Regions from separate parts of the Homo sapiens genome. Here all the other regions are linked to region 3. A link is an interaction called in ENCODE POLR2A ChIA-PET data of the cell type or tissue named here. Cell type or tissue: OCI-LY7. All regions are shown on one strand. Links, peaks and the distances in the headings refer to the core of each region. The heading gives the core; the rest is flanking DNA. Region 1 overlaps JMJD1C (jumonji domain containing 1C). Region 2 overlaps JMJD1C (jumonji domain containing 1C). Region 3 has its middle 110 kb from the start of REEP3.

Region 1 (11,598 bases), core at 4,106-6,605, 210 kb after region 3:
GCTGAGGTAGGAGGATTGCTTGAGCCCAGGAGGTCGAGGCTGCAGTGAGCCACAGTCGCATCATTGTACTCCAGCACAGGCAACAGAATGAGACCCGGTCTCAAAAAGAAAAAAAAAAAAAAAAAAAAAGAAATAATAATGGTTTTTGTGTAAGTTAAAGATGATGTTGAGCAAGCCACTTTAAAACAACACTGATTTTTCCATATAAACAATAGTTTTATATGAAGAAGTGTCATTTTGTTTTTCATTTCAAAAATACAGGCCATGTGCAGTGGCTCATGCCTGTAATCCCATCACTTTGGGAGGCCATGGCAGGGGTATTGCTTGAGATCAGGAGTTCAAGACCAGCGTGGGCAATATGGCGAGACACTGTCTCTACTTAAAAAAAAAAAAAAAAAGCTGGGTATGGTGATTTGTACCTGTAGTCCCAGCTGCTACTCAGGAGGCTGAGGTGCAGGAGGTTTACACCTTCAGTCACTTCAGTCCATGAGGTTACAGTGAACCACGATAATGCTGACAGTAAGATCTTGTCTCTAAAAATCCATTTTTTAATTAAAAAAATACACACAATCATATGTCTGACAATGGTTTAATATGCAGAATATATAAAGAACTTCTAAAACTTGAACAACAGGAAAACAACCCAATTTTAAAATGGGAAAAGGGCTTGAATAGAAATTGCTACAAAGATATGAAAATGGCCATTAAACATAAGGCAAGATCGTCAGTATCTTTACGCAAATGTAAATCAAAACCACTGTGAGATTCAAACTTACTAATATGACTATAATTTTTTTAAAAAATACAAAACCTGGAAAACATCAAGTGTTGGAGAGGATTGGAGAAATTGGAACCTTCATACATTGATGATGGGAACGTAAAATGGTTTAGCCACTGTTGAAAGCAGCTTGGCAATTCCTCGAAAAGCTAAACATGGAATTACCATATGACTCAGCAATTTCAATTCTACATATTTATCCAAAAGAACTGAAAGACTCAAACAGATACTTGTATGCCAGTACCATTATTCAAAATAGACAAAAGGCAGAAATAACCCAAATGTCCAGCAACAGAGGAATTGATAAATAAAGTGAGGTGGCTATATAATACAGTGGAATATCATTGGTGCCTAAAAAGGAAGTTCTGAGGCATGATACAACATATGGATAATCCTTAAAAACACTATACTATGTGAAGTAAGCCAGACACAAAAGGACAGATATATTATTCCACTTAAATCTAGAATAGGCAAATTCATAGAGACAGTAAATTAGTGATTACCAGGGGATGGGGGGAGATGAGAATGAGGAGTTATTGCTTAATGGATGCAGAGTTCCTATTTGGGATGATGAAAAAGTTTTGGGCCAGGTGCGGTGCCTCACGCCTGTAATCCCAGCAGTTTGGAAGGCTGAGGTGGGCATATCACCAGAGGTCAGGAGTTTAAGAACAGCCTGGCTAACATGGTGAAACCCCGTTTCTATGAAAAATACAAAAATTAGCTGGGTGTGGTGGCACATGCTTGTAATCCCAGCTACTCAGGAGGCTGAGGCTGGAGAATTGCTTGAACCCAGGAGGCAAAGTTTGCAGTGAGCCGATATCGTGCCATTGCACTCCAGCCTGGGTGACAAGAGCGAAAACTCAGTCTCAAAAAAAAAAAGAAAAAAAAAAAGTTTTGGTAACAGTGGCGACAGTTGCATAGGGTGTGAAGTTATTTTAGTGCCCTTAAATTATACATTTAAAAATGGTTAAATTAACTTTATATTATACATCTTATCACAATTTTTGTAAAAAGTACATGTGAATACCTTTTCACTAAACTGCCCTCTCGTTAGTATGGAATGGCAAAGGCTATATCATCCATTTGAATATTTTCTGTGCCCATGATTTAAACTTTCCCAAGTTCCACTATTTATTTTTGTGGTAATCAAATTCAGGAAGCATATTATTGCCCTCATGCTCTCTACGCAAAAAGTAGCATATAGTTTGGAAGTCCAGTACGTTTAATGTTCATTGAGTGGGTCTACAGTAGAGACTCCTGCTTTGAATATATATGATTAGAATTAATGTTCTGAAGAAAAGTGCTTGGGCTGAGTAGAAAATATAAGATATTCCAGATGGAGGAAATCTTGTAAGCAGAAGTGTGAAAAAGGTAAAATAGATCTATTATTTGCCATATTAACATGAGCAAATGGCAAGTGTTCTTTTTTTTATTTTTAAATGAGACATGAGACAGAGTCCTGCTCTGTTGCCCAGGCTGGAGTGCAGTTGGCTCACTGCAACCCCGCCTCCTGGGTTCAAGCGATTCTCCTGCCTCAGCCTCCCAAGTAGCTGGGATTACAGGCGCACACCACCACACATGGCTGATTTTTGTATTTTTAGTAGAACTGGGGTTTCACCATGTTGACCAGGCTGGTCTTGAATTACCAACCTCAGGTGATCCACCCACCTCGATCTTCCAAAGTGCTGGGTTTACAAGTGTGAGCCGCTGCGCCCAGCCCCTTCTTTTAAAATACACATTGTTTTTATAATAAATGGTGTCTCTCTCTTCTATGATCTCAAAAAATGTTTCATTGTATTTTTATCTTTAAATTTAACACCTTGTATTTTTAATCTTTTAAAAAGTGAAACGGGACTGTATTAGTTTGCTAGGGTTGCTATAGCAAAATATCATAGACAGGTAGCTTAAAAACAGAAATTAATTTTCTCACAGTTCTGGAGGCCACAAATTCAAGATCACAGTGTCATCAGGGTTGGTTTCTAGTGTGGGCTCTCTTCCTGGGTTGCAGAAAGCTGCTTTCTTGCCATGTCCTCACATGGCCTTCTCTTGTGTATGACAGGGTAAGAGAAGCAAAGAGGAAGTGAAGCTCTGATATTTCTTCCTCTTAAAAGTACTCCAGTCTTAATCAGATTTCACTTCAGGGTCTCACCCATATGATCTCATTTATTCTTAATTATCTCCTTAAAGGTCCTATCTGCAAATATAGTCAGACACATCAGGGGTTAGGACTTCAATATATTAATTGGGGGGAAGGAGCACAGCAGTTCAAAATAATAACAAAAAGTACACAAAGTACAAATGTACAACTCAACTAATCATTCTGAAGAGCACCTGTGTAACTATCCCCCAGGTCAAGAACTAGAATATTGCCAGCACTCCAGAACCTCCACCAGTTCAACTTCCCAATCATCACAAATCTCTTCTTCTACCTAGAGATAATTGCCAACTTTATGGCAATAATTTTCTTGCTTTGCTCTATATAGTTTTGCCATCTTAAGTTTACATCTTTTTTTTGAGACGGAGTTTCACTCTTCTTGCCCAGGCTGGAGTGCAATGGGGCGATCTCGGCTCACCTCAACCTCCGCCTCCCGGATTCAAGCAATTCTCCTGCCTCAGCCTCCCGCGTAGTTGGGATTACAGGCATGAGCCACCACGCCCGGCTAATTTTGTATTTTTAGTAGAGATGGGGTTTCACCATGTTAGTCAGGCTGGTCTCGAACTCCCGACCTCAGATGATCCACCTGCCTTGGCCTCCCATTGTGTTGGGATTACAAGCGTGAGCCACCACACCTGGCCTGAGTTTGCATCTTATAAGCAATGTCTAAGATCTGCGGCAGTGTGTTTTTCATTTTTTTGTCTTGTTGGGATTTTTTTAGTCTCACCAGAAAGTTATCAGTTTCAATAATATTTTCAAAAATGCATGTTTTGGTTTTTTGGTCTCCATTATACAATGTTTGTTTTGTACTTTGTTGATTTTGTTTGTTTTGTACTTTGTTGTTTTCTGCTCTGCTCTTTATTTTCTTTCCTTTTACTTTCTTAGAGTTTGTCTGTTTTGCAGTTCTCTTTCTAATTTTGTCAGGTGTTCTTAACTAATTCTTTCTTTCCCAGCCTCCTTTTTTTTTTTTTTTTTTTTTGAGACTGGGTCTCGTTTTGTTACCCAGGCTGGGGCAAAGATGGCTCATTGCCTCCTCAGATTCCCGGGCTCAAGTGATCCTCCTGCCTCAGACCCTGCCCCGCGCCCCCCACCCCCCATGTAGCTGGGACTAAAGGCGTGTGCCACCATGCCTGGCTAATTTTTGTATTTTATGTGAAGACGGGGTTTTGCCATGTTGTCCAGGCTGGTCTTGAACTACAAAGTTCAAGCGATCTATGCTACACCTGCCTCTGCCTCCCAAACTGCTGGGATTACAGAATGTGAGCCCCCATGCCCAGCCCTTTTTTAGTCTTTAAATGGGCCTTAAAGACCCATTTGAGCCTTTAGATTTTCCCCTTTATTCTTACACTGTGTTCACAAATTTTCATATGTGGTACTTTTGTTGGCATTTAGTTTTACAGAAATACTTACAAATTTTGTTGTTTATTGATTCTGCTGGTTTTTCTTCATGTCACCTTATTTTCTCATGTACTTGTTTATCTGTGATTGTGTGCTGGGCCCTTCATTTGAAAAATTAGTTGTAGAAATAACTTAATGTCTGGGGTGATTTTTTTTTTTTTGAGACAGCGTCTCCTCTGTTGCCCAGGCTGGAGTGCAGTGGCGTGATCTCGGCTCACTGCAGCTTCTGCCTCCCGGGTTCAAGCAATTCTCCTGCCTCAGCCTCTTGAGTAGCTGGGACTCCAGGCGCGCGCCATCATGCCCGGCTAATTATTGTATTTTTAATAGAGACGGGGTTTCACCATATTGGCCAGGCTGCTCTCAAACTCCTGACCTTGTGATCTGCCCACCTTGGCCTCTCAAAGTGCTGGGATTACAGGTGTGAGCCACCGCGCCTGGCCTTTTTTTTTTTTTTTTTTTTTATTTCATGGAGGATTTGTATTTCTTTCATCCAGGTGCCTGGTGATAGGGATTGTCTGATTAACTATCCTTTTCTTAGTGTGATTTGAGATTTTCTAAGCCACCTTGATTACTCAAAGCTGGACTGCAGACCATAAAGGAACTGACTTAATTCTGGGTTACTTTTGCTCCCAGGATATAGCCTTTCTGAATTCTAACTCAATCAGGGTCTTTACCTTTGTTGGAACCCTAGATTTGGACTTTTTTAGATCTATTCTGTAGAAGCCACCAAGTCTATTTCTTGGCCTTTCAACCCCAGGACAAAAGTAGCTGACAGTGCTTTGCTTATTTCTCTCCCTGGGTTTCTCACCTTTTCAGGTCTTGGCTCAGTAGTTCTTGTCTGTTTTATTAGTACATGGCTTAAAACCCCCAAACTTAAAGTATATCTTATCTATATATATATTTTTTTTCGAGACAGAGTCTTGCTCTGTCGCCCAGGCTGGAGTGCAATGGTGTGATCTTGGCTTACTGCAACCTCCGCCTCCTGGGTTCAAGCCATTCTCCTGCCTCAGACTCTCGAGTAGCTGGAATTACAGGCGCCTGCCACCATGCCCAGCTAATTTTTGTATTTTTTAGTAGAGATGAGGTTTCACCATGTTGGTCAGGCTGGTCTCGAACTCCTGACCTCAGGTGATTGACCCTCCTCGGCCTCCCAAAGTACTAGGATTACAGACAGGAGTCACTGTGTCTGGTCCTTATCTAGATTTTTTTTTTTTTTTTTGAGATGGAGTCTCACTCTGTTGCCCAGGTTGGAGTGCAGTGGTGTGATCTTGGCTCACTGCCACCTCCGTCTCCTGGGTTCAGGCGATTCTCCTGCCTCAGCCTTCTGAGTAGCTGGGGCTACAGGCGCGTGCCACCATGCCTGGCTAATTTTTGTATTTTTGGTACAGACAGAGTTTCACTATATTGGCCAGGCTGGTCTCGAACTCCTGACCTCGTGATCCCCTGCCTCGGCCTCCCAAAATGCTGGGATTACAGGCATGAACCACCATGCCAGGCCCCTTATCTAGATTTTTAATGGTCATGGGAATGTTTGATGCTGTTCTCAAATATACGGGAAGCAGAAACCCCCCCCACATGATATTTTAATTATTTGTTTATATGTCTGTCCTTTCAGTAGGGTGGCCTTTTAAATTTATTTTTAGTATTTCTCTGCTGTAAGCCTTTTATTGTTTGTAACTCAGCACCTGATAATGTCTGATACATAAGTGCATAGAAAATATTAACTGGTTTTGGCATGGCTTTAAGAAAAAATTGTGAAGGTATCCTTTCCTTTGAGCCATAAAGGAAAATTGAGATTAAATCTAATTGTTTTATTTGTTGTACCTTCAGTACCAGACATAATAAATTTGGATGTTAGTGGCAGTGGAAAATCATGGGATAATTTCTGAATAACCACTTAGTGCCTCTTAAATGTGGTTAAAGGGAAGATTAATTTCAAAACTGTATGCAGGATAGATGAGATATTTTGTCAGGATGCATTTTATAAGTATTCTATAGTATGGTAATTTTTAAAGTGTGGTCCCCAGACCAGGTAGCATTGGCATTACTTGGGATTTTGTTTGAAATGCAAATTATCTGATCCTGCCTCAGATCTTCTGAATGAGAAACTATAGTAGTATGGCTAAGCAGTTTGCTTTAAAAGCCCTCAATTAGGTTCTGATGCATACCTAAATTATTGAGCTACTGCTGTAACACAATAAAACAGAATATGATTTTGATTTAGGCCCCTTAAAAGCTAAAGGTTATTTATCTTTCTATGATGAGAATATTTTTGGAAAATATTTAATGCAGTCTCAATGTTGATCTTTCTTTAGAATTAAGTTTTAAGCCTCTATAAAGTCATTAGGTTTATTAGAGCAAAATTATGACCTGAAATAGTTGAGTTCGTTGAAAAATAAAAACTTGTCTATGTTACACAGGAAAATGATACCAGTCTAATTGTTGACAATAACTGGCTTATTCCAGTTGCCTTGCAGTGTTCCTTAAGGGAGTGGATTGTTTAGGACCTAACTTTCTTAATACAAGTTTCATTAGAAGTAAATTCTCTATTTTTTCATTGTTTGGAAGGAAATATTTAACATATACAATATGATGGAACTTCTGTAGAATATAGCATAATCACAGAGACAGTTGTATCCATCCATTTCCTAGTCAGTTTCACCATATTTTTAAATGAGGCACAAGATTACTGTGTTATCAAAATGTTAACATTAAGCTTTTTAACAAGTCTGTGTAGTCACTTGATTTTTCAGATTTTGCCCACTAATTTTATGAGGGCCATTGGGCAAAGTGTTTTAATCCAGAATTTAAAATTGTTCATTTGTAATTGGGCAGGCTTATAAAAAGGGGCATATTTTAAATCTTTATCATCACTTTATAGCCATAATATACATACTAAAAGTTTGGTAGCAATTTGAGTATTTAACTACATAGGGTGGTACTTTGAAGGAAAAAGCATTTTAAGTTGAGCTTTAATTTAATTTCTGCTTTTAAAAACCCAATATAGTAGTACGTCATCTATGTATGTACATTGAGCATGCTTCTTAACATATTTAACTTCCAATTCTTTGATAACCGGTTGCATTCAATTACTTGTTTAAATAATTGGGCAAGTTTCCTGAGTTGTAGGCTGTGAAATATTTTCAAGATGGTTTGGGTAAAAAATTTTTTCAAAGTAGGTGCCGTCAGTGACTTTGATCACAGAGAAATCAGTATGATCCTGTGACAAGTTTAGTTTTAACAATGTAACTTCTTGTGTAAACTCAGTCACCTAGTAATGTGAATTAGTTGCAAAGTGATTCTGTATTCTTAGTGACCCACTGTTAGATGTTTTCAGACTAGTAAATGATAAATATTTATTGTTAAAATCATCCTTAAAATTTTATTTGAACATGCAGCACTTTTTGCAGTGTGAAATTGAAAAATCAATTGTTTAGTTTTTACCAAAGGAAAATTAGAGTTTTGTATACATATTTGATGAATACAGTAAACAGGTTAAAATTTAGCAAATAGAATTTTGTAAGCATTTTTAAAATGTGTGAATTCTGTGATAAGGGGGTGGCTTTGCTACAATTTATTACAAAGCTAAGTTATATTTCATTACTTATGTAAAATAGTGTTCTTTGTTTAGCTTCTTAAAGTGGTAGGAGAATTGTATAATTCCATTGATTGGTTCCATGCAGTGGAAATCTGACCTTTAGCAGATGTTTGAGAAATTGCCAGCACAGCATGATCAGCCAAAAAGACAGTTTTCCCCTTGTTACTTGACAGGCCTTTCATGCTTTAGTAACATGCCAAAGAAATGTTTAAATTATTTTTTTATAATATCACATGCTCTCTAAAATATTAAGAATACATTGAAAAACATGCATAAAATGAGATAGATTTTTCCTGCAATTACGGATTGCAATTCAGCTGACTTTTAAATGTTTATTATTAAAAAAAAAAAACTAAGATAAATGCTGATTGTTTTGTGAATTATGTGTTACTTTGAGATTTAAAATGTCTTCGGCTATGTAGTTAATTGTTATTAGGGTTTGATGTGTGTTATTTTTTCCATGATCATGTTTTCCATGATCATGTATAACAATTTAAACACTGTTATAAGTTTCTCTTATTTTAGTGTTATTTAATCGCAAGTATCGTCTTTGGTTGGCTTTTTTATTTTTTAATAGAGGCTTTTTGATAGGGGTTAAATGCATCACAGAGAAGTTATCCTATCTGGAACTTCTCGCTAAGGGCAGGATACTGCATGAATCCACTTTAAAGCCTCTTCTCTGAAGGACAGTATTTCTTTAGAGAATGAAATGGGTTCAGCTGTGTAGTTGTGGGGGTTCAGCTGTGTAGTTGTGGGAGTTCAGCAAAAACACTGTAAGCTCTGTTTTCTTCAACTTCATGGATTGAGCGTACAGGAAGGGGAAGGAGTTGCCTTAATGTTTAAGAATGAAGTGATGAATTGATAGTATCAGCAGTTGCCAGACTGTATCTTTTTCTGCAGGTGCTTATTTTCTGTAGGGCATTGCAGTTGTTTTTCATTGTGTTAGGTTATGAGACGATTTTAAGGAAAATTTAAGGAACATGATCTTACATAGTTTCATTTTACAGTTTTGTAACTGTTTTGTATGTCTTAGGTTTATATACTGAATTAGTTCTTCCAGAGGATTATGATTGAAAGTTTTGGCTGTGTGTACCTATCACCTTACAAAAATAAAAAGATTTTTTTAAAGGTCATGTTCAGTATCAGTAGTTCTAAGAATATGCTAAATTAAAATTTAAAAATCAAACACCTATAATAAAGTTTTGCTGAATCCACATGAATTGAACTAATGGTTTGTAATACCAGTTATATTACAAGTGAGAACTAGTTTCATATTTTGATATATAAAAGCTTTGAAGGAAGCATAATTGATAACTGTTTATTAATATCACATAATAGTTAATCTTTCATATTGGTACTTTCTGATAAGGTTTTATTAGATGGAGAAGGGTTATATAATTTAGTAAACTGGCAGCTTTTAAATGAATAATGACACTAAAATTTAAAGATTTAATCATAATGAGGTATATCTGATACGTAGTACCTGTGATATTATATATTAATAGTAAAGTCATTTTATATAAGGAAAAATTTTATTCTTAAGTGGGGTTTTCTAAGTAACTATATGTTTACACAAAGTCATACTGTTAACATTTAGTCACTTCCAGAGTCAGTGGAGTTGTATCCTGAAGAGGATTAAATTGCAAAGTTGGCACAGCACATAAAGCAAAAATGCACTTAAATTCAGTTCACTTTTAAGGCCTTGTTGGGAATACCAACCTATTGTTTGTCAGTTCATCCAGGACAGTTTTTTTTTTTTCTCTAGTGTTGGAATAATTTTTTTTTTTTTTTGAGATAGAGTCTTGCTGTATCGCCCAGGCTGGAGTGCAGTGGCCTGATCTCAGCTCACTGCAGCCTCTGCCTCCTGGGTTCAAGTGATTCTCCTGTCTCAGCCACCCGAGTAGCTGGGTCTACAGGCACCTGCCACCACAACCGGTGAGTTTTGTTGTTGTTGTTGTTGTTATTTTTAGCAAAGAAAGATGAAGTTTCACCATGTTGGCCAGGCTGGTCTTGAATTCCTGACCTCAAGTGATTCACCCTCCTCAGCCTCCCAAAGTGTTGGGATTACAGGCATCATCTACTGTGCCCGGAGCAGAATAAATTTTTAATATATATTTTGATAGGCTGATTTTCTTGCATCTCGATTTTTCTTGTATGTCAGTAACTGGAATCACAGTTACCTTTTGAGCACGGTGCTCACATTATGAGAGTTGAGAAAATTACGGGGAACAAACTCTGGCCTTATGGTGATTCTGGTTAGACTTGAGATCTCTAAATTGATATTTTTAAATGAGAATATATAATACACAGACTAAAATATACATTTTAAGGTTAAAAAAAGAGAAACTGTTTACTAAGAATGTTTAGTAGATTCAGTTTTCTTAGTGTTTAATACTAGAAAATACACAGTATTGGCTGGGTGCGTGGCTCATGCCTGTGATCCCAGCACTTTGGGAGGCCGAGGCAGGCAGATCACGAGGTCAGGAGATCGAGACCATCCTGGTTAACACAGTAAAACCCTGTCTGTACTAAAAATACAAAAAATTAGCTGGGCGTGTTGGCGGACACCTGCAGTCCCAGCTACTCGGGAGGCTGAGGCAGGAGAATGGCATGAACCCAGGAGGTGGGGCTTGCAGTGAGCCAAGATCGCACCACTGCACTCCAGCCTGGTCGACAGTGCAAGACTCCGTGTCAAAAAAAAAAAAAAAAAAAGTATTGATAGCATACTTTTAAGAAATCCAAATGTCTTTGTAAAAGTAGGTATTTTTCATTCTTTCAGTATCAGTTACTCTTCACTATGGTTCTTTTTCACATTTAAATAGAATCAAGGAACCTTTTATCTTTGGTTTATCTGGTATTTTTCAGTGTTAGCAATTTTGAAATTCTCTAATTTTTACCACAAACATTTTTGACTCTTTCATTCAGCTTATAATCTGAATTGACAGAAAAATCCAGGGAGAAAAGTTAAAATACTTCCTAAAGTTAAAATATTTGCTTTATTTAGATTTCTAGTATTTCTTATCAAGGAAAAAAATACTTTTTCATTATCTTATCGCTTGATAACCGTTTTTTGTCTCAGCTAAACGGAAGAAAAGTTACCTGGCAGCATAAGATAGCTATGAAGAATCTTTCCCCCACCAGAAAGAAGTTTAGCAAACTATTTTACTGAATAAATCTAAGACTTCCTCCTTCCCAGTAGTTGCCCACAATTTTCCTCCAATATGAGATTATGTCTCTATTTTGTAATTCTGCTCAGAAAACCTGTCTTAAAATCTACACATATTAAACTATAATATGTCATAAATTTTAAGAATGTTATTTAACAGAGGTAAATTTATCATGAATACCATATATTTAAGGTAGCAAAACATAAAGAGAGTAATAACCTCTTTTGATACTCAACAGCAGACCAGGTAAAGTCCAAACAGTTCTGTCTCATCAAAATAATGAAGGTTGCTTGTCTTTGACCTCTTTTCCTGTTACCTCTTTAAGAGATAACACACATATACATACGCTTTTGTAGATGAGACCATTCTAAAATTTATAAATTGTGTTGTATATCTTTGTCTGCCTGATTAAAATGGCTTGTCTTAAGGTAACACTGAACTGCTTAGTCTTTCAATAGGAATTTATTTAGCAACTACTTTGTGGTATTGTTTTGATATACTC
Region 2 (11,598 bases), core at 4,487-6,986, 340 kb after region 3:
CATATGGTTCAAGAAGGGAATAATTATATAGTAACAGGTACTTTGAAGAAATGTGTAACCTGATTTATGAAAATCTTAAAATGGGAACTTACGAGTAAAATAGAGATTTTTGCTTTAAATTAAAAAAAATTGTCTATCCTCCACCCCCTTTTCTTTTAAGAACTTCATACTGTCAACCAGGAGAGACTATCTTTTACAGCTAGATAACTAGGCTTACTAGCATGTAGAAAATATAGCTGATCTCATTATATGCAGATTCTGTAATTGCAAATATGCCTACTCACTAAAAATTATTTGTAACCCAAAATGGCACTTCCTTGACCATTCATAGACTTACGCAGAGTGGAGAAAAATTTTTGTCACCTATACGCACATTTCCAACTGAGATTGAACAGGTGATGTTCTGCTTTTTTGTTTCAGATTTCATACTGTAAACAAGTATCCTTTTAATGGTCTATTTAATGTCATGTTTTTTGTATTGTTCTGTTTTTCTGGTTTAGGTTAGTGATTTTGCTGTTTAAAATACTCCCCAAATGTAGTGCCGAGTACTGCCTAATGTTTTTTAAGGGCAAGAAGGCTGTGATGATATGCCTTTTGTGGAAAATACATGTGTTAGACAAGTTTCATTTAGGCATGAGTTAATAGTGCTGCTGTTCGTGATCTCAATATTAATGAATCAACAAGATAGCCAGGCATGGTGTCTCATGCCTGTAATCCCAGCACTTTGGGAGGCTGAGACGGGTGGATCACCTGAGGTCAGGAGTTTGAGACCAGCCTGGCCAACATGGTGAAGACCTGTCTCTACTAAAAATACAAAAAATTAGCTGGGCGTGGTGGTGCATGCCTGTAATCCCAGCTTGGGAGGCTGAGGCAGGAGAATCATTTGAACCTGGGAGGCGGAGGTTGCAGTGAGCCAAGATTGTGCCATTGCACTCCAGCCTGGGCAACAAGAGTGAAACTCCATCTAAGAAAAAAAAAAAAATATATATATACACACACACACACACACACACACACACACACACACACACACACATATACGTGTATATATATATATGTATACACATGTACATGTATATACATACACGTATTCATGTATATATATATACATATATATAGTGTGGTTAAGCAGAAACACACATGAAACATGTTTGTGGATAAATACAGTTAACAAAAATGTGACAAGGGGCTCATTGGAGCCTACCTTGTATTTTCCTTAAGAACAGTAGCTCAGTATTTACTAATTCATTGTTTAAAGGGGCTTTACAGAGCGTAACTACCATGCATAACAAGAATCAATTGTACCTACCAGATTTTTCTTGACTAAACTGTTGAAAAAATTTTGTCTCTAACAATTTGGAAATAAATTGTACCTTTTTCTGTTTGAAATGAAACTTGCTCATAAAACAATTCAAAATCTAGTTAATGCTTCTTGAGAGAGACCCCTTTCTTGATCAGCAGGTTCTCTGGTGAGCCTATATAGAATCATAGCAAGAAAGCAGCCAATGAAGACAGAACTCATAGGCTTGAAACACTAATTGTAATTTCTTAACATTTTCAGTTAATACTTATGGTTGCCCTCAGAATTCTAAATGCAGGCTAGGCATGGTGGCTCACACCTGTGACTTTGGGTGGCCGAGCACTTTAGGAGGCTGAGGCAGGAGTATCACTTCAGGCCAGGAGTTCAGAACCAACCTGAGTGAGACCCTGTCTCTACCAAAAAAAAAAAAAAAATTAGTTGGGCACAGTGGCACATGTCTGTGTTCTGAGATACTCAGGGAGGCTAAGGCAGGAGGATCACTTGATCTGAGGAGTTCACACCTGCAGTGAGACTGAGCCATGATCAAGCCACTGTACTCCAGCCCCAACGACACGGAGAGATCCTCACTCAAAACAAAAAATCTAAATGCTATTCCTTTTTTTTTTAACTACTTCAGAAAGAATCTTTATCTTCTAATTGCTGTTTTTTAAATTTGATGACCTAAGATGGTTGTGGCTCTTCTTACATAATTTCCTCATAAAAAACTGTAGACTGGCTGCAACAATTTAGTTCTACATTTTCAATAATGCCTTTTAAAATTAACTTCCTAGGAGCTGGTGGAAAGTGTTTTCCTTAATGACCCTCAATTTTAGAACTTCTTTAAAAATATTTAATGATAGCCTTTGTTTTTAGATACTATGGAAAATACAAAAACAAAATTGAAGAAATCTTTGTCTTCCTAGAACTCCAAAGTTTTGTGGAGACAGATACATGCATAAATAACAAGTTAAAACTATTTTTACTGTGTGGTAGTAGAAGTCCAAACAGATAGCAGTGGGTATATAAAGCAGGAAAGGATTAATTTTGAGTGATGAGATACAGAAATTAATTCATAGACAAGGCTATGTTTGAACTAGGCCTTGGAAAGATTGACCAGGGTGCAGTGGCTCAGGCCTGTAATCCCAGCACTTTGGGAGGCCAAGGCGGGCGGATCACGAGGTCAAGAGATGGAGACCATCCTGGCCAGCATGGTGAAACCCCGTGTCTACCAAAAATACAAAAATTAGCTGGGTGTGGCGGCACACACCTGTAGTCCCAGCTACTCAGGAGGCCGAGGCAGGAGAATTTGCTTGAACCCTGGAGGCGGAGGTTACAGTGAGCCGAGATGATACCACTGCACTTCAGCTTGGCAACAGAGTGAGACTCTGTCTCAAAAAATTAAAAAAAAAAAAAAGATTGAACTGAACAGATAAAGGGAAACATCTTGAGCTAAATTAGACGAGAATAAATGTAAAAGAACAGAGGACGTTTAAGGATGTGAGATACGCATAATTACGAAAATGACCATAGTGAACTATGAATCTGGAAAGCAGAAAGGGTTGAATTGCTGAAGAGTTCATCTGCAAGGTGAAGATGATTAGGATATCTTGCAAAATGTAGTAATAAAGTGCTTTGAATAGGGAATGATTTAGTTAAATTTGTCTTTTAGGATCAGTTGGAAGAGTTAGATTAAATGCAAGAAGGGCAATTAAATTAAAAAGAACTGAATTAGTACATGGGAAAGGTCAGAAAAAGGACCTAGATGTGACAGTTTACTGCATATAGATAATACTTAGAGCCATAAGTTGATCAGTTGGAGTTCAAAGTGATTGGCTTAATCTTGAGCCACATCCACATTTAAGGGTTGTGAAGAAGTGGAGCCATCTGGGAAGATTGAAAAAAAAAATTAGAGAAATAGGGAAAGCATCAGAATATGGTATTTTCAAAGTCAAAGGAGAAATAAGCCTCTTATAGGTTATCATTAATACGAATGCCTCTGTGTTGAGGAGGGTGGAGGACTGAATTTATCAATAATTGGGCCATTACTTTGAGAGAGGAGTTTCAAAGGAATGCAGAATTAGACAGCTAGATCACATGTGATTATAAAAGTAGGATGACCTGAAGATTTTATCTTCAGGCCCTATTTTATGACAATGAGTGTGTTGATTGTGTATTTTTGATAAAGAAGGAAAAACAAATATTACATATTTATATTTTATTTGATGGACCTGAGAGAATGGTAGCAGTGAATGTAAGTGGTAAGTAAAAGAAGTAGGAGAGGTCTGATCATCAGAATATGGCTAGGAAGGTAGTGATATATTCTTGGAATAAAAGCTCTGTGAGAGCAGAAAGATTTGTTTGGTTCTACACACTACTTATCTCTAGGTATTTGTTGGTTTATTTGCTGGCAAGAAGGATGAATATAAAATGGAGTGACCATGGTTTATTTCAGTTAAGGTTTGGTGGCATTGAGACCACCAAACCAAGAAAAGGTCGAGGAAGTCATTTATTCTTTGAGACTGATGCTAGAATAACAACAGTAGAAGTGATTATTTCTGATAATGGGGATTAGAATGTGTAATCTTCCTGGGGAAAATACTTGGCTAGGTTGGTTGTAGGCAATGGTTTGTTTGTTTTGTTTGTTTGTTTATTTTGAGAGGAAGTCTCACTCTCGCCTAGGCTGGAGTGCAGTGGCATGATCTCGGCTCACTGCAACCTCTGCCTCCTGAGTTCAAGTGATTTTCCTGCCTCAGCTTCTCAAGTAGCTGGGATTACAGGCAAGCACCACCACGCCCAGCTAAGTTTTGTATTTTTTGTAGAGAGGGGTTTCACCATGTTGGCCAGGCTGGTCTCTAACTCCTGACCTCAGGCGATCCGCCCACTTCAGCCTCCCAAAGTGCTGGGATTACAGGCGTGAGCCACCACACCCAGCCGGAAGTGGTTTTAAGGAAGACATTAAGAATGGTAGGTGACTTTATATCATCCTGTTAATAAAGAGGGACTATGGACGAAGTGGATTTGGCTTTAGAATGTTTGTAAACATTAGTATGATGTGATGATTGTCCTGTTTTATTTTTATTTTTTTGAGACAGAGTCTTGCTCTGTCATCCAGGGTGGAGTGCAGTGGCGTGATCTCGGCTCGTTGCAACCTCTGCTTCCCGGGTTCAAGCAATTCTCCCACCCCAGCCTCCTGAATAGCTAGGACTATAGGCATGCAACACCATGTGTAGCTAATTTTTGTATTTTTACTAGAGACGGGGTTTCGCCATGTTGGCCACGCTGGTCTTGAACTCCTGGCCTCAAGCAGTTGCCCACCTTGGCCCCCCAAAGTGTTGGGATTTCAGGCATGAGCCACTGCACCCAGCCATTTTAGTAAAATTCTTTAAAACAAGCCTGTGGGAGTGAAATTAAAATGCAGAATAGAAATATAAATTTAGGGCCCAGCATAGTGGCTCACATCTGTAATCCCAGCACTATGGGAAGCTGAGGTGGGAGAATCACTTGAGACCAGGAGTTCAAGACCAGCCTAGGCAAAAAAAAAAAAAAAAAAATCTGTCTCTACAGAAACTAAAAAAAATTAGTCAGATATGGTGGCGTGTGCCTATAGTTCCCAGCTATTCAGGAGGCTAAGGTGGGAGGATTGCTTGAGTCCAAGAGGCTGATAATGTAGTGAGCTGTGATCGTGCCATGACACTCCAGCCTAGGCAACAGAGTGGGACCCTGTCTCAAATACACACACACATACAACACACACAGACATGCACACACACATTTCTCATGTCTATACATAGTTTATTTTCCATTTCCAGTCAACCTCCCCCACCCAAAGAAATGAAGAGACAGATTAAAATAAAAGATTAGTTGTAAACCCAGCTTTATTATAGAGACTAGGATAGCAAAAGCATTGCAAAATTGTAATTCCAGCTGGGCACAGTGGCATATGCTTGTAGTCCCAGCTACTCTGGAGGCTGAGGCAAGAGTTTGAGGCCATAGTGCACTGTGATCATGCCTGTGAATAGTCACTGCACTCTAGCCTGGGCAACTTAGCAAAGCCGTTTCTTTCCGGTTTTTTTTTTTTTTTAGATGGAGTTTCACTCTTTTTGCCCAGGCTGTAGTGCAGTGGCATGATCTCGGCTCACTGCAACCTCTGCCTCGCGGGTTCAAGCGATTCTCCTGCGTCAGCCTCCCAAGTAGCTGGGATTACAGTCGCCTGCCACCACACCTGGCTAATTTTTTGTATTTTTAGTAGAGACGGGGTTTTACATGTTGGCCAGGATGGTCTTGATCTCGTGACCTTGTGATCCGCCCACCTTGGCCTCCCAAAGTGTTGGGATTACAAGCGTGAGCCACCTCGCCCAGCCCTTTTTTTTTTTTTTTTTTTTTTTCTGAGACAGACTTTCACTCTTTTTTCCCAGGCTGGAGTGCAATGGCGCTATCTCAGCTCACTGCAACCTCTGCCTCCCGGGTTCAAGCGATTCTCCTGCCTCAGCCTCCCAAGTAGCTGGGATTATAGGCATGTGCCACCATGCCTAGCTAATTTTTTTTGTATTGTTAGTAGAGAGAGAGTTTCACCGTGTTAGCCAGGCTGGTCTTGAACTCCTAACCTCGTGATCCGCCCACCTCGGCCTCTCAAAGTGCTGGGATTAGAAATGTGAGCCACTGCGCCCAGCCCAAGCCCTGTTTCTTAAAAAGAAACAAAGTAGTTGTAATTGCAATCAGATTTTTCTTACTAAATATCTATGAGTGTTTGGACATGTTTTGAAACAACTAATATACTTAATATTTTTTCTCAATATTTGCTATCTTAAAAAAATAAAGATTTCATACTGATTTTTTTTAGCTTGTCGTTACTTTCTTCATGAAGAAATTTAAATTTCTACAGCCAGTCCTCTTCATTATTGTGACATGAATTCCAATCCTGAATATCATGAACTTATAGTAATAGCAAAATTGCAAGCATTTTGCTACAGTGTGTATTTTAATCTCTTTCCATAAATAAGTACCTCAGAGTAATCATAGACATTAGACATAAAAAAGTCCTATTGGATTATTTTGTTTGTGTCTTGCCAGTGTAGCTTTTCCCTATATTATCGCTTCAGAAGCTTTTTACCATCTACTTTTATTTATTTATTTTTGAGACAGAGTCTTGCTCTGTCGCCCAGGCTGGAGTGCAGTGGTGCGATCTTGGCTCACTGCAACCTCCGCCTCCTGGGTTCAAGCGATTCTCGTGCCTCAGCCTCCTGAGTAGCTGGGTTTACAGGCATCCGCCACCACGCCTGACTAATTTTTAATAGGGACGGGGTTTCACCATGCTGGCCAGGCTGGATTCGAACTCCTGATCTCAGGTGATCCTCCCGCCTTACCCTCCCAAAGTGCTGGAATTATAGGTGTGAGCCACCGCGCCTGGCCACCATTTACTTTTAAATGTTTTTCAGTGTTTTCAGAAGTTTCGGAAATATACAGAGTTCCCTAGAAGTCTAATATATGCCTTTTAGACCTTTCTTTAAGATTCTTTTCTCAGTTATAAAAGTTTAGACCTTCCTTTAAGGTTTGTTTTTTTCAGTTATAAAAGTTTGGGTTATTTTGACCCAAACTTCTTTTGGTGCTTTCCAAAACAGTCATGTAATTTATATATTTTCAAAGAATTGTCCTGTTTATTATTGCTTATTTGATGTAGGCTGTATTGTAATATTTGATTTTGTTCACCTTTCATTAATCTTTCCTTTAAATTTTTTTAACTTCTGTGATTTTCATACTCTTTTATTATATATTTAAATTTTATAAGTAACATGGGTACAGTCATCTTGGAATTTTTGCCTGTAATCAGGTTTTTGAATAATGAATGACCTTTCTAAAATGCCATAATTTAGAAGTATTTGTGGCATCTGTGATCTAATATTTATGTAAAATCTTGTTATAGTATATACTACTGCACTGAAAACTGTGTTTTAAAAAAATTATGAGATTCAACCAGTAATCCAGAAACTTTAAGTAATATGGATTACAATACTGTTTATTTTAGCATTAAGGTATTTGTAAATTTTCTTGGCGCTTTATTTAACAGGATTTAACTTGTAAATACATAAATTTAAACTACATGCAAACAATCAAGTAGAGCTTGTCACTATTCATGAAAAGCAAGTCACTGCTCTTGAAACTTTAATTTATAAGCTAAATCACTGCTGCCACTGCTAGAAAAAACAAATACTCCCAAAGGTGTTTAAGTTATTTTTTGCTGTTTTAGTTGATATTTCCATCCACAAATTTACATTTTTTTATTTCATTCATTTCAGATCACAAGTAGTTTTTATCATGTGCCTAGCAAAATGAATCATTAGAAAGTAACTTACCAGTCCTCTAAGAGAAAAAATGTTTATGTTTCTCTTATTAAATTTGTATACACATAAACCAAATGAAAGTCTTGTTACATGACTATGAAAAGAATGAACTGAGTAGAAGTACAATGATTTAAATTTCACTAGTTCTGGATTTTTTATAGCTGAGGTGATCTTTACTAGTGTTGTGTAGAAAACTACCCTAATTTAATGGTATTATCCATGTGTACTAACTGGCAAAGTCTCCCAGAGGCCAGGCAACGAAAAGACCCATAACCCATATTAAAATACTGGGATTCTAGAATTATTAAATCAATTTATTGCAAGAACTAAGGATATTAAAAGAATGAGAAAGCAAACGTAAAGAAAGTCTTTGTAAAAGACATGTCGGATTAAGAAAAAAGACTTAAATAAAATATACAGATTATTATCATTATTATTATTATTATTATTATTATTATTATTATTATTGTATTATTATTATGAGACAGTGTCACTTTGTCGCCCAGGCTGGAATGCAGTGGTGCGATCTTGGCTCACTGCAACCTCTGCCTCCCGGGTTCAAGCAATTCTTATGCCTCAGCCTCCCAAGTAGCTGGGATTACAGGCATGTGCCACCATGTCCAGTTAATTTTTTATTTTTAGTAGAGATGGGGTTTTGCCATGTTGGCCAGGCTGGTCTCAAACACCTTGGCCTCCCAAAGTGCTGGGATTACGGGTGTGAGCCACTGTATTCAGCCCTTGAAATATACCAATTCTTAAAACTCAACAATAAGAGCATGAACAACCTGACGTAAAAATGGGCAAAAGACATGAACAGATTAGACCATAAGATACAGCAGTCATTCCTTGGTGTTTACCCAAATGAGTTGAAAACACATCTACCCCAAAACCTAAACATGGATTTTTTTATAGGAGCTTTATTCATAATTGCTAAAACTTGGAAGCATCAAAGATGTCCTTCAGTATGTGAATATGTAAATAAGCTGTGGTACATTCAGACATTGAAATATTACCCACTGCTAAAAAGAAATGTGCTATTAAGCTATGAAAAGACATGGAGAAAAATGCATTTTACTAAGTGAGAGAAGCCAATCTGAAAAGGCTACATAGTATATGATTCCAAGTACAGTTGACTCTTGAACAATACAGGTTTGAACTGCATAGATCTACTTATACAGGGATTTTTTTTCAGTACATACAGTTGGCCCTCTGTGTCTGTGGGTTCTGCCTCTGCAATGAAACATGGATAGAAAATTCAGTATTAGCCTGGGCAACAAAATGAGAACCTGTCTCTACAAAAAATTTAAAAATTTAGCTGGGCGCAGTGGCTCACACCTGTAATCGCAGCTCTTTGGGAGGCTGAGGCTGGTGGATCACGAGGTCAGGAGATTGAGGCCAGCCTGGTCAACATGGCAAAACTCCGTCTCTACTGAAAACACAAAAATTAGCCAGGTGTGGTACAGGTGTCTGTAATCCCAGCTACTTGAGAGGCCGAGGCAGGAGAATCACTTGAACCCAGAAGTGGAGGTTGCAAGGAGCCAAGACCGTACCATTGCACTCCAGCTTGCGCAACAGAGCGAGACTCTGTCTCAAAAAAAAAAGAAAAAGAAAATCTAATCTTTTAAGGGGAAAAGAACACATATTTATAAATATTTGCAAATAATTACAGGGTATTCTAAGACTCCTTAAATGCTTTCTAAGAAAACTCAGGATGAGATCCTCTGCTCTAGAATAAGATATATGAAATTTTTCGTGTATATTAAAGTATAATGAAGGTTTTAGACTAAACATTTCTATTTCTTTTAGCCATTCATAACATAACGATTCTAGATAGACCTTCACTATCCGTATCACTTGGCTTTATTTTCTTATGTTTCTAATGTCTTTGTTTTGTTTGTTTGTTTTCTAATGTTTCTAATGTCTTTCTGAATGGTATGTCTTTAATTTTCATTTCAAATGATATCAATGTATTGAGACTGGTACTTCACATACGTGGAACGACAGCTTTAACCTTCATACCACAGAACAGTGTTGTCTCCTACTGAGTTTCTGTTTAGCTTCATCTTTGCATCACCCAAAATCTCTGAGACAGTGCTTAATACACTTTAAATGTTCCAATGAATATTTGTTGAATGAATAAAACTTCCTAATCCTTTTTTGCATCAAAAGCTGCCAAGCTGGTTTTACCACATATTATACTAATATGTACCTGTGGGCGTGGGGTTTGTATGTATTGCAACATACTTAGCCTCTTAAGTAGATGGAACCACAGGTGTGCGCCACCATGCCCAGCTAATTTTTGTAATTTTTGTAGAGACAAGATCTCCCTATGTTGCCAGGGCTGATAAATTTTTTGTTGAATGATTAACTTTACTTCTGGTTTCTCGTGTCTTCTTTTGAGGCACTTTTTCTTTGTTCCTCTTAGTATGCATAGAAAGTTGAGATCAACAATGATTGAATCTTCATCTTTTTTAAGCATCAAGAAGAAACTACTTTTGAGGTTATTCTGTTTACTATTTTTACTTACGTTCTGTTTCTGTGTATTCTGGGGAGGCAGCATTACCACTTTCCCAGGGTGCTGATTTAGCTGCTTGATATTTTTAGGAAGCCAGAATACCTTTAAATAAATATCTTCTGCAAAATACCAAAGAGCTTATTCTCTTACTAGCCCTAGATTTTTCGTATTTGAAAACCTGGTGTGTATAATTGGGTAAAGTTTAAAGGGCCTCTATGTGGTTCAAAGAGCTACATACTGAGGATGGGCAGCTTTCCAATGTAAGCTCTTGGTAAATTATTTAAAGGTCCTGTGGTTCCTGAGAAAGTAGGATGTTGAGTGAGCAAAGTGACCAGGAAACTGATCTGTTAAGAAAAGGTCTAAGTTCTGGACTGAGGTGCTCTGCTCTGAGATATATTCACTCTAGGCCAGGTGTTCTTAACCGTGTTCACGGTCGCAATGGCTGAAGCAACGGTTCCTAAAGGTGATTGAACCTCAGAACTAACCCAGAGAGCTTTTTAAACCTAAGGATTCCTGGGACCCACCCTCAGTGTAAGTTACAGAGTAAGGCTTAGATATGTGTATTCTTAGAATGTTCTCCAGGTGATCTTGAAAATTCTGAAATTGTGGAGCAAAATAGTGTGTGTCTCATGTTTCTTTTGGAGCTACAGCTTTCGTCAGATTCTTAAAAGGGTCTTTGATTCGAAAATCAAAATGTTAAGAACAGTTGCTAGAAGCCACTAATTCTCAAACTTGATAGTGTATCAGAATGACCTAAGAATTTGTTAAAGCACAGATTGCTGGACCCCACTTCTAGAATTTCTGATTTCAGTAAATCTGGTTTGGAGCACAGGAATATGCATTGTTAATTACAACAGGTCCTTGAATGATGTCATTTTGTTATTTCATTGATGATAAAAAGTATAGATTCCTAGCTGGGGCTGCTCTCAAGCAAATGGGCTTGCTGTCCAGTGTGCACAGAAAACCAATAACTATGGCATTGGCTTTTTAGAAAAGAAAGGTTTTTTTGTTTTGTTTGTTCGTTTGTTTGTTTCTGAGACAGGGTCCCACAGTGTTGCCCAGTCTCGAGTGCAGTGGTGTGATCATAGCTCACTGCAGCCTCAAACTCCTGGGCTCAGGTGATTCTCCCAACTCAGCCTCCTGAGTAGCTGGGACTAGAGGCACACACCACCACACCCAGCTAATTTTTATATTTTTTGTAGAAATGGGATCTCCCCAGGTTGCCCAGGCTGGTCTTGAACTTCTGGGCTCAAGTGATTGCTTCCCAAAGTGCTGGGATTGGAGGCTTCAGCCACTCTGCCCGGGCAGTAAAGAAAGGCTTATGGCAAAACTGGCTAGGAAGGAGACAAGAGTCAGACTCAAATCTTTCTGATTTGGGATCTGCGGCAAGTTTATGGACTCAGAGGGCAAGGGAAGGGATTTAGAAATGTTGGCTTAGCAGGGTC
Region 3 (4,762 bases), core at 62-2,561:
CTGCCCGGCCGGCCCAGCTCGGCTCTGGAGGGCGTCCCTCGCATCTGGACTCCCTCTGCCCGAGGGAGGAGCCGCAGCCGCGGTCGCCCCGCCCCTGGCGTTCTTTGACTCCCCCGGCCTCTTGGACATCTGGGTGCGGGGGTTAGTGCATCAGATGTGGCTCCTGGGCCGCCAGATGTGCGCGTTCCCCGCCCGGGGCAGGCGGCCGGCGAGTCTGGGAGGACGCGTGGGAGGGGCTGGGAGTTTTCCCTCCTAGCAGACTTAAAAGCCAGCAGAACCTCCAGCCCCCTGGGCTCCCGGCCTGGGCCTCCTGGGTCTCCGGGACGCACTGCCCAACGGAAAAGTTTTCAGCCCAGTCTGTGCCTCGCCGCCAAGCAGCCCTTGGGGCTTCTCAAAGTGGTAGAGAAAATAGGACAGCTCTACAGGATGCCCCAAAGAAAACCCTCATTTGTCGACCAGGCGACCTTAGTGCTGGCGTGGGACTACAGCTGCGCAGCCAGCAAACCCCAGTTGGGGGAGGGGGAGAAGTGGCAGTAGAGTTCGCATCTGGGGCTTGCTCTAAAGCGCTCTTTGACTGCTTTTGGATTCCATATTTGAAGTTGAGAGTCGTATTCCACCTGGTACAGGCAGTTCAGGGCAGGAGAAAAGCCAAGTGAACTCTGTGACTCAATCCCCTTGGAATGTGCCTGGAATAATAATAGGGACTTGAAAGGGTTTTATGGCCGAGGTGGCTAGTGGAGAGCAGTCTCCTACGCCTTGCAGTTGGCGGTCGGCCGAGGGGGGCAGTATTGCCTTATGCAGAGCTTCTGCGCCTGCAAACGGGACAAAAATAGTCGGAGCATCTGGTTTAAATCAACCAAAAAGCATTTCTATCAGCTTAATCCACCGGCCTACAGAACTGACAGAACAGGACAAGCCAAATATATTCCCGGTACTCTTTTAACACTCCAATAATAGCTAAGCCCAATCACACTTTACCGCTGGGATTTCTGTGTCCTACCATACAACTGTCGTTATTTTATAGATGTTGCAAATTAAACTTCCTTTTCTGGAGTTGTGTGTGGGCATGTGCTTAAGCAGTTACATTTGCAAGCAACGCTCGACTACGCTGCCCTTTTCGTTTTCCTTTTTCTTTCTCTCTTTTGGTATGAGGTCTTAGAATAGTCAAAAGTATCTAAGGCCAACATATGGGTTGCTTACACCACTAAATATATAGCTGCATTTCCCTCTCTTAACGCCCTAATCAGGATTCCAAAGGCAAGTTGGAACAAAAGAAAAAACGTGTCTGAGTGTAAAGGGAGAATTTGTGCCAAGAATTACAGTCGCAGGGTAAATAACCTTGTTTTCTCCTTCATCAGTGGCCGCTACCAAGTCCCGTTCTTGGAAAGTGGCCAACAGTCTGTCTGGTGGAGGGTGCTGCTAATTAGAGAGAGCCCATAAACCTCTCTGTCAAAGAGGGCATGTGACCTTCTCTTCAAGTCTGAACAATAAAGCCGGCGAACTGCAGACTGCACTCAACACTGGCTGCCCCGCGGATTCCCTAAATAGGAACAGGATGAAGGCCAGGCTCAAGAGGTTACCATAGCTCTGCTCCCACACTTTGAGGAATCGGTCACTCCACTTCCCCATATAACTTGTTTCAATTACTCTCTACAATCTATTTAGAGGAGAGCAGCTTGCAGAGAGCACTCATTGTCTAATCTAAATGAGGAAGCAATTATTACTTGCTGCAGTCTAATGTGCTTTGAGACTGGTGGGTCAAAGAGCAACCTGATTTCTTGTAACGTGTCTTTGCACTTTGGAAGATACACCTTTTTAATGACATTTATTTACTCCTGCTTTTAGGACACATTTTTCTTTCTATTAAGATTACAAAATTAAGGTGTTTTTCCCCTTCTCAGTCTTCAATGTCCTTTTTAATTTTAGAATTTAAGCTATTGTAAACACCCCAAGTACTTTTGCATATTGTTTAATGTTAAATATTATTTTTTTTAGTGCTTTCTTATAGGCATGTTCTCTGATTATAGCAAAATAGAGTTCTCTAAGTCTTCCCTTCTTTGTTTAATTTACCTCCCTGGGAGCCCCCTTGCTAGCTTTAATTTTATACAACATGTTGTAAACTATAAATAATACAGCTCCACTTTCCTAGAACATATGGAAACTGTCGCCTGCTATATATCCTAACTGTACTTGCTTTCAGCTTAAAGACTGAATAAAGTTAATCTCCTGTGTAAAAAGGCATTTAGCCTTTTGTGTGTGTGTGTGTGCATTTTATTAGTTAAAACCCAGTATGGAACAGCACATGAAATTCTTGTTGTGAACAGAGCACATAAAAGGGTTTACAAGGTGTGGTTTGAAGAGAGGAAGCCGTGGAACAAATGTTGGTGGAAAGGAGAGGAAGGAAGGAAAGCACTTCCTGAGAGGATACTCCTCCTGTTTCAGCTGCATCCTCTCTTCAGATTCTTCCTGTTTGTCTTAGTCCATAACTGATAGTAAATTATTTGTCTTCATTTTTTTCTATTCACTTTAAAAGCATCCTTTCTCTCTGTACTAAAGCTACTCTTGAAACCAAATCCATTAACTTCCAATGACTTAACAACTTTACTTCATTTAACATTCTGATAATCTGAAACTTTTGTATTATATAATACATGTATGGAAGGAATCATTTCCATGTTAACTTTCCAAGTATTCTGTGATCTCTAAGACAACCAACTGTGACGTAATTAACAACAGAGTCCGAAGTCACAAACATTGCGGTTGCTTGGGTCGTAGGTTGGTCACTGTTTTTTGTTTTTGTTTTTGAGACAGCATCTCACTGTGTCACCTAGGCTGAAGTGTGGTGGTGCAATCACAGCTCATTGTAGCCTCAATTTCCCGGGCTCAAGCGATCCTCTTGCCTCAGCCCCGCAAATAGCTGGGACTACAGGTGTGCGCCAGCCACCACGTCCAGCTAATTTTTGTATTTTTTATAGAGATGGGGTTTTGCCATGTTGCCCAGGCTGGTCTCCAACTGTGCTCAAGTGATCCGCCCGCCTCACCCTCCCAAAGTGTTGGGATTACAGGCATGAGCCACTGCACCCGGTCACAGGTTGGTCACTAGTGAGTCTCTGCGTATTTGTAAAATCGGGATGATGCCTCTTCGCAAAGTGTGAAAACAAACATATACTACTGTTGGTTATCACAACTGAATGTAAGGGGCATCACAAGCCTTATAAAGTATTAATTCTTCTTCCAAATACATCACGTGCTACAACATCCCCTTTCGTTACAAGATAAATTAATAAAATATTTATAATTTCTACATACTGAATTTATGACTTTATATTTTGAAGTGGAGTTTCTTTTGGAATTTTTTTTTTTTGAGACAAGGTCTCACTTTGTCACCCAGGCTGGAGTGCAGCACAATCTCAGCTCACTGCAGCTTTGACCTCCCAAGGTTTAAGCAATCCTCCCAGCTTAGCCCCCCAATTAGCTGGGAATATGGGCATGCGCCACGACACCCAGCTAATTTTTGTATTTTTTCATAGAGATGGGGTTTTGCCATGTTGCCCAGGCTGGTATTGAACTCCTGGCCTCGAGTGACCCACTCACCTTGGCCTCCCAAAGTGCTAGGATTACAGGCGTGAGCCACCACGCCTAGCTTTTGGAATTTAATTTTAAGGATACTGTGATAGTTAATTTTATGTGTCAAATTTGGCTAGGCCATGGTACCCAGGCATTTGATCAAACAGTAGTCTATGTGGCTGTAAAGGTATTTTCTAGATGTAATTAGTGTTTAAGTCAGTAGACTTTGAGTAAAACAGATTACTCTCCATAATGTGGATGAGCCTCATCCAACGGTGAAGGGAGAATTCTACCAGCAGAATTACCTTTGTACTTGAAACATCAGCTCTTCCTTGGGTCTCTGGTGTATTGGCCCACCCTGTAGATTTTGAACTTGCCAGTGTCCACAATCACCAGTCAATCCCTTGAAATAAATCTTTCTCTACATATCTTATTTGTTCTTTTTCTTTGGAGAACCTTGACTAATTCAGGTACTTACTATTGACTCTTAGCACTACCATATCTATTGTAGCCCTCAAATTGAGAGTGACTTAAATTATGCTTAGCATTGCCATGGGGGAAATGCCCACATATACCCCATGTTTCCCAGTAGTTTAACATCCTGTCAAAACACATTAGAATTCAGCCAGATATTCTAACCTGGCTTCATTAACTCTCCTCACGCATCTTTTCCAAATCTCAGCATTAAACAGTGATTGGAAGAGAAAAACACAAGACTGATGTGCAAAAGCATCTGATCCTGTTCTCTCCCTTCACAACTTTCTTTTTATGAGTATTCCCCAAGGCACCGGTTGAAAATATAAGAAACTGTGGCAGTCCTAAGGGACTCAAGGTTAAAAGTCACCTTGAAAAATTTGCAAGGCTACTGAAAATGTAGTAAGGTTTCAAGAGTGAGATGGTCAGATTCAGGATGTATTCTGGAGATAAGACAGCCAAAACAATTTACCAATGTATTGGATGTAAGAGGTAGGGGAAGGGAACCAATAATTAAAAAACAAAAACTGCTCTGAGAGAACCACATGAATTATTCAATAGCCAAGAATAAATTCTAGAATAAATAATACTCAAATAATCCAAACATTGATTTGGTTGGTAATGGTGAATTCATTTTATTAAGAGCAAGAATTGTTTCCCTTAAATTAATTCTATGCTACTTTACTTGGATATAAGCATTGTGCAGAAACCTAACAGTGCT

Evidence for each region. ChIA-PET counts read pairs that join two places held together with the same protein. Peaks named below come from ENCODE experiments on the same cell type or tissue, not always from the same donor. Only the 100,000 strongest peaks of a DNase experiment are listed, where the experiment ranks them.
Region 1: POLR2A ChIA-PET joins it to region 3 with 11 read pairs; 3 of 35 experiments call an interaction of 5 or more read pairs at or near these places.
Region 2: POLR2A ChIA-PET joins it to region 3 with 18 read pairs; 5 of 35 experiments call an interaction of 5 or more read pairs at or near these places.

What each region holds. Positions count from the first base shown.
Region 1 is chr10:63,413,029-63,424,626 of GRCh38, reverse strand. All of the region lies in intron 1 of JMJD1C (jumonji domain containing 1C), which reads left to right. Among named protein-coding and RNA genes, the nearest start is that of JMJD1C-AS2, 12 kb to the left of the region's middle. In OCI-LY7, for the core only: no CTCF peak of the experiment used is centred there; no DNase peak of the experiment used is centred there.
Region 2 is chr10:63,285,398-63,296,995 of GRCh38, reverse strand. All of the region lies in intron 2 of JMJD1C (jumonji domain containing 1C), which reads left to right. Among named protein-coding and RNA genes, the nearest start is that of MIR1296, 82 kb to the left of the region's middle. In OCI-LY7, for the core only: no CTCF peak of the experiment used is centred there; no DNase peak of the experiment used is centred there.
Region 3 is chr10:63,625,581-63,630,342 of GRCh38, reverse strand. No RefSeq gene overlaps it. Among named protein-coding and RNA genes, the nearest start is that of REEP3, 110 kb to the right of the region's middle. RefSeq lists a silencer at 1-17 and enhancers at 488-537, 548-727, 1,118-1,327. In OCI-LY7, for the core only: CTCF peaks have their summits at 561 and 761; DNase peaks (open chromatin) are centred at 102, 502, 782 and 1,542; H3K4me3 peaks cover 2,288 bases; H3K27ac peaks cover 1,957 bases.